Linked DNA regions of Homo sapiens: region 2 is linked to region 1. The links are chromatin contacts, found by Hi-C or POLR2A ChIA-PET in ENCODE. All regions are on one chromosome and are shown on one strand. Each heading gives the region's core, a stretch centred on a gene start or an enhancer-like site at or near the end of the contact. The rest is flanking DNA. Distances are from core to core; before and after follow the strand shown.

What was found. A loop is a pair of places that touch in the nucleus more often than their neighbours do. ChIA-PET counts read pairs that join two places held with the same protein, here RNA polymerase II (POLR2A). Pooled maps may share reads with other maps.
Region 2: a pooled map shows a loop between it and region 1 (2.0-fold over the local background). The contact joins two enhancer-like sites. A Hi-C loop is called at or near these places in 1 of 50 pooled maps. POLR2A ChIA-PET finds 5 or more read pairs at or near these places in 4 of 52 experiments (AG04449, CD8-positive, alpha-beta memory T cell, OCI-LY7 and 1 more).

What each region holds. Positions count from the first base shown.
Region 1 is chr5:173,009,303-173,012,328 of GRCh38, reverse strand. All of the region lies in intron 2 of ATP6V0E1 (ATPase H+ transporting V0 subunit e1), which reads right to left. Among named protein-coding and RNA genes, the nearest start is that of SNORA74B, 9.9 kb to the left of the region's middle. RefSeq lists an enhancer at 2,079-2,158 and a silencer at 2,009-2,303. Within about 2 kb of position 1,593, at least 14 of the 41 ENCODE cell types and tissues checked have a DNase peak (open chromatin) inside an H3K27ac peak, as active enhancers do.
Region 2 is chr5:173,092,725-173,095,750 of GRCh38, reverse strand. The region is part of intron 4 of CREBRF (CREB3 regulatory factor); the gene reads right to left. Among named protein-coding and RNA genes, the nearest start is that of CREBRF, 38 kb to the right of the region's middle. Within about 2 kb of position 1,509, at least 3 of the 41 ENCODE cell types and tissues checked have a DNase peak (open chromatin) inside an H3K27ac peak, as active enhancers do.

The DNA.
Region 1 (3,026 bases), core at 344-2,843:
GAAAAAAAAAACAAGAAACCACAGTTCAAGAAAACTCCAGAGGCCAAGGCGGGCGGATCACCTGAGGTCAGGAGTCCAAGACCAGCCTGGCCAATATGGGGAAACACTATCTCTACTAAAAATATAAAAATCAGCCAGGCACAGTAGCACATGGATGTAGTAGCAGCTACTCGGGAGGCTGAGGCAGGAGAATCACTTGAACCTGGGAGGCAGAGGTTGCAGTGAGCTGAGATCGGGCCACTGCACTCCAGCCTGGGTGACACAGCAAGACTCAAAAAAAAAAAAAAAAATTTACCTAGGAAACAGTCTAGTCTGGTTTATTTGAAATTTCAGAGGAATTTACCCCCCTAACCCGCTGAGCTTTGTGCCTGCCCCTCTGACTACCTCCTGACTTAAAATTTCCCTTTAAAGCTGACAAACACGCAGAGAACTGGAAGGGAAAAAAAATCCACTCTGAATTGATGGAAGTGGGTGGAGGAAGAGATCATATTCCAATGAATCTATTACTTCATGTGTACAAGAAAAGGAACTAAATGTACCTTTCATGTTTGCCCGAACTGTACCGCATGTCTTCATAACCTGAGGGCCAGCCTTAATAACCAATCTGAGATTATTCAAACAATTGAGGCAGCTATGGTGCAATAATGTCTTCAGAGAACTGCAGAGCCGGAATGGATCTGAGATCAAGTCTAAGTTCTGCATTTTAAAGATGAGGAAATTAAGTCCTAGTGAACTTACTAATACCCCACAGCAAATTAGTGAAGGGGGAAGCTGGAAGCGGGGAATCCAGGACTCCTGAGTCCCATTATACTAGGCTGTTTCTATAGGCTATTAAGGATGAAACAGGCCAGGTGCAGTGGCTCATGTCTGTAATTCCAACACTTTGGGAGGCTGAGGCAGGTGGATTGCTTGAGCCTATGAGTTCAAGACCAGCCTGAGCAACATGGCGAGACCCCGTCTCTATAAAAAAAAATTTTTTTTCAATTAGCCAGGCTTGATGGCACATGCCTATAGTCCCAGCTACTCAGGAAGCTGAGGTGGGAGGATCACTGGCCGGAGGTCAAGGCTGCCGTGAGCTATGATCATGCCACTGCACTCTAGCCTGGGCAACAGAGCAAGACCCTGTTTCAAAAAAAAAAAAAAAAAAAAAAAAGATAAATCAGGCAGCCTAGGGATTCATTTATTCCACAATCATTTAGCAGTGCCATGTTCCATGTCAACCTCTGAGGATGCGAAAAGGAGATGGCTGAGGGGCCAACCCAAAGGGACTCATGAGCTGTGAGAAATAAGCCAAGGAGAGTAGTAGAATATGTTTTTGTAGAGATATGCATGGGTGCCTTCATACTATAAACCCTCCCTGGCCACTTCTTAGGAGCTCAGCTCTTGGTTACTAGAACTCTCCCAGCATAAACTATGCCCTCACCACTATACTCAGCTCTCTCAAGCCCTGCTTTGTTCTTCTGTTCCACATTCAGATATAAGAACAGGGAACAAAGGCACAGGTTACTTCCCGGTGACACGCAGATGGAGCAGTCTCAGCTTCCCTACTGGAATGGGGAAGTCTGGCCAGGACCTCTCTTCTGATCCACTGTCCCTCCAGCCAGGGCCATGACAGCAGTGACCTCTGTCGGTGAGCTCCTTAAGAGACAGCAGAAATGCAGGAAAGTGATTTGCCCTAGCGCCACTAAAACGACCTCTCATCTCAACTGAATGATAAAAATACTTTCAAGAGGAGCAACATTATTAGATGCTCCTAGAAAACATGGGATTCGGTATTAGACAGAGTCGGATTTTAATTCCAGCAACACTAAATATCGGTGAACTGAATCCAGGCAAATGTCCTTACAACCCCAAGCCCACTGTCTCCTGTTGTAAAATGGTGATAATAATCCTTGCCTTATAGTATTACAATTTAAAGAGATAATATAAGTAAAGTGCTCTATGCAGTGGCTGACAAATAGATGTTCAATAAACACTGGTTATTTCTTCTCTTTCTCTGTAAGACAGCTAAAAATGTATTCAAGCCACAGAATGAAATACAACCTATTTACTTCACAAAGGAGTTTCTCATGTAGCACTGAGTCATTCTCATCTCCACCTCCTCTCCCGCGACCACCCACTCTATGGCAGGCAGATTTCAATTCTCCCGAGGTTCCCACCACTCAGTATACACACTCTGTATAAAACTCAGTGAATCTGACAGAATAGTCACTCCATGGTTAGATTATATTATCTGATACAGCTGGCTTTAACAAAGTGGCTATCCAGGACAGGCACGGTGGCTCGCGCCTGTAATTCCAGCACTTTGGGAGGCCAAGGCAGGCAGATCACGAGGTCAGGAGTTTGAGACCAGCGTGACCAACATGGTGAAACCCCGTCTCTACTAAAAATACAAAAATTGGCCAGGCGTGGTGGCACGTGCCTGTAATCCCAGCTACTCAGGAGGCTGAGGCAGGAGAATCGCCTGAACCCGGGAGGCAGAGGTTGCAGTGAGCTCAGATTGTGCCACTGCACTCCAGCCTGGGCAACAGAGCAAGACTCCATCTAAAAAAAAAAAAAAAAAGAGGCCAGGCGCAGTGGCTCACGCCTGTAATCCCAGCACTTTGGGAGGCCAAGGTGGGTGGATCACCAGAGGTCAGGAGTTGGGAGACCAGCTTGGCCAACATGGAAAAACTCTGTCTCTACTAAAAATAAAAATTAGCCGGGCGTGGTGGTGCACGCCTGTAATCCCAGCTACTCCGGAGGCTGAGGCACGAGAATCACTTGAACATGGGAGGCAGAGGTTGCAGTGAGCCAAGATTGCACCACTGCACTCCAGCCACCTGGATGATAGAACGAGACTCTGTCTCAAAAAAAAAAAAAAAAAAAAAAAGGGAAGTGGCTATCCTGAGTGAATGTGACCTGTTCAGGGGAATTTTTGTTTTTATCTTTGAGATGAGAATCTTGCTATGTTGCCCAGGGTGGTCTTGAACTCCTGGCCTTTAGCAATCCTCCCATCTCAGTCTCCTGAGTAGCTGAGATTGCAG
Region 2 (3,026 bases), core at 260-2,759, 84 kb before region 1:
GTGAAAGAAACTGAAGACACAAATAAATAGAAAGATATCCTATGTTTATGGATTGGAAGAATTAATACGGCCAAAATATCCATATCACCCAAAATGAACTACAAATTCAATGCAATCCTTAAACAAAGGGAAAAAGACCCTAAAACTCATATGAAATCACAAAAGATTCTGAATAGCCAAAGCTATCTTGGGTAAGAAAAACAAAACTGGAGGCATCATATTATCTGATTTCAAAATATATTACAAAGCTTTAGTAATTATAGGCCAGGCACGGTGGCTCATGCCTGTAATCCCAGCACTTTGGGAGGCCGAGGCTGGCAGATCACGAGGTCAGGAGATCGAGACCATCCTGGCTAAGACAGTGAAACCCCGTCTCTACTAAAAATACAAAAAAATTAGCTGGGCGTGGTGGCGGGCGCCTGTAGTCCCAGCTACTTGGGAGGCTGAGGGAGGAGAATGGCGTGAACCTGGGAGGCGGAGCTTGCAGTGAGCCAAGATCGGGCCACTGCACTCCAGCCTGAGCAACAGAACGAGACTCCATCTCAAAAAAAAAAAAAAAAAAAAAAAGCTATAGTAATTATAACAATATGGTACTGGCATAAAAACAGACATATATACCAATGAAACAGAGAGCCCAGAAATAAATTCCCACATTATGTCCAATTAATTAATTCTTGGCAAAGGTGCCAGAAACAACAATAAGTAAAGGATAGTCTCTTCAATAAATGGTTATGGGAAAACTGGATATTCAAAGGCAAAATAATGACACTGGAGACCCTTATCTCATACCATATTGAAAAATCAACTCGAAATGGATTAAAGACTTAAACATAAGAACTAAATAATAAAAATACTAGGAGAAAACATGAAAAAGGATTCTTGACATTGGTCTGGGCAATGATTTTTTAAATGTATAATTCTAAAAGCACTAGCAACAAAAGCAAAAATAAAACAAATGAGATTGCATCAAACCAAAAAGCTCCCACAGAGCAAAATAAACAATTAACAGAGTGAAGGGACTACCTATGAAATGAAAGAAAAATATCTGCAAACCATACATCTGATAAGGAGTTAATATCCAAAATATACAAGGAACCCAAACAATGTAATAGCAAGAAAACAATCCAATTAAAAAATGGGCAAAGGACCTGAATAAACATTTTTAAAAAGACATCCAAATGGCCAACAAGTATATGAAAACATGCTCAATACCACTAATCATCAGAGAAATACAAACGAAAGCCACAATGAGATATCACCTCATACCTGTCGGCATGGCTATTACCAAAAAGATAAATGAAAGCAAGTGTTATTGAGGATGTGGAAAAAAGAGAACTCTTGTAAACTATTAGTGGGAATGTAAATTGGTACAGTCATTATGGAAAACAGCATGGAAGTTCCTCAAAAAATTAAAAATAGAACGATCATATGATCCAGCAATCCCACTTCTGGGGATACAGCCAAAATAAATAAAGCCAGTATCTTGAAGAGATATCTGCATTCCTATGTTCATTGCAACAGTATTCACATAATCCAAGATAAGGAATCAACAAAGGGGCCAACAATGAACATATACATAAAGAAAATGTGAGAGTTATACGCACATGCCCACACACACAGGAATATTATTCAGCCTTAAAAAGAAAGGAAATCCTGTCTTTGTAATAACATGGATGAACCTGGAAGACATCATGCTAAGTTAAATAAGCCAGGCACAGAAAGACAAATACAGCATGATCTCATTTACATGCGAAATCTTAGAAAAAAAGTCAAACTCAGGATCAGAGAGTAAAAAGTAGAATGGAGGTTGCCAGGGGCTGGTGGGTGGGGGAAATGGGAAGATGTTGGCCAAAAGGTACAAAGTTTCAGTTATGCAGGATGAATAAGCTCTGGAGATCTAACATACAGCATTGTGACTACAGATAACAATACTGGGCTGGGTGTGGTGGCTCACGCCTGTAATTCCAGCACTTTGGAAGGCTGAGGCGGGCAGGTGGCTTGAGTTCACAAGTTCAAGACATGCCTGGGCAACATGGCAAAACCCCATCTCAACAAAAGATACAAAAATTAGCTGGGCATGATGGTGCACGCCTGTGGTCCTAGCTACTTGGAAGGCTGTGGTGGGAGGGTGGCTTGAGCCAGGGAAGCAGAGGTTGCAGTGAGCCAAGATTGTGCCACCGCACTCCAGCCTAGGCAATTGAGCCATATCTTGTTTCAAAACAACAACAACAACTGTATTGTGTAGGCCAAATTTGTTAAGAGAGTAGATCTTAAATGTTCTTACCACCCTACTATGTGAAGTGATGGGTATGTTAATTAGCCTGATTTTAGTAATCATTTCACAATGTATACATATGTAAAAACATGTTGTACACTTTAAACGTATACAATTTTTATTTGCCAAACATACCTCAATAAAGCTGGGGGGAAAAAGTCAAAGAAAAGCAAAACTACAATCAAAAGTCAGGTAGATAATATAGTCCTTGCTGCCTTGGTGATGGTAGGATTTACTGACTCCTTCTGATCTATATATTCCTTTAAGCACCAGCTGCTAAAGGCATTTCCTTCCCCACATTTGCCATTTCCCTTAATTACCCATCCTCTCTTTGTTTCACCCTTCCCCTCCCTGCTCCTAAATACGAGACTCAAAGCAACAGGACCAATCTGTCAAGACTTTAAGGACCACTTATGAAGAGCACTATGATCTTCCAAGTGCAGGGAGTTATATAAATTACCCCTACCTACAAAGTCAAGTCTCCTTGAAATATCTCAAAGCAGATTTTATTCACTTGCCAAGAGAAAAATTTTCCTGTATTGTAAAAAGACATTATTCTACCTAGACTATATAGAGTTGTACAGTAAACCAATGAAGAAGGCACAATCCCTTTTCTTCCATATTCAAGTACCTTTTACTTACCTGAAACTCCACCCAAATCAAAAAATGTTTGTGTCAAATGCATAAATCAAAGCATTTGTGTAATAGAAAGATTTCACCAAAGGAAAAATTCTTTTAGTAAGAATAATGT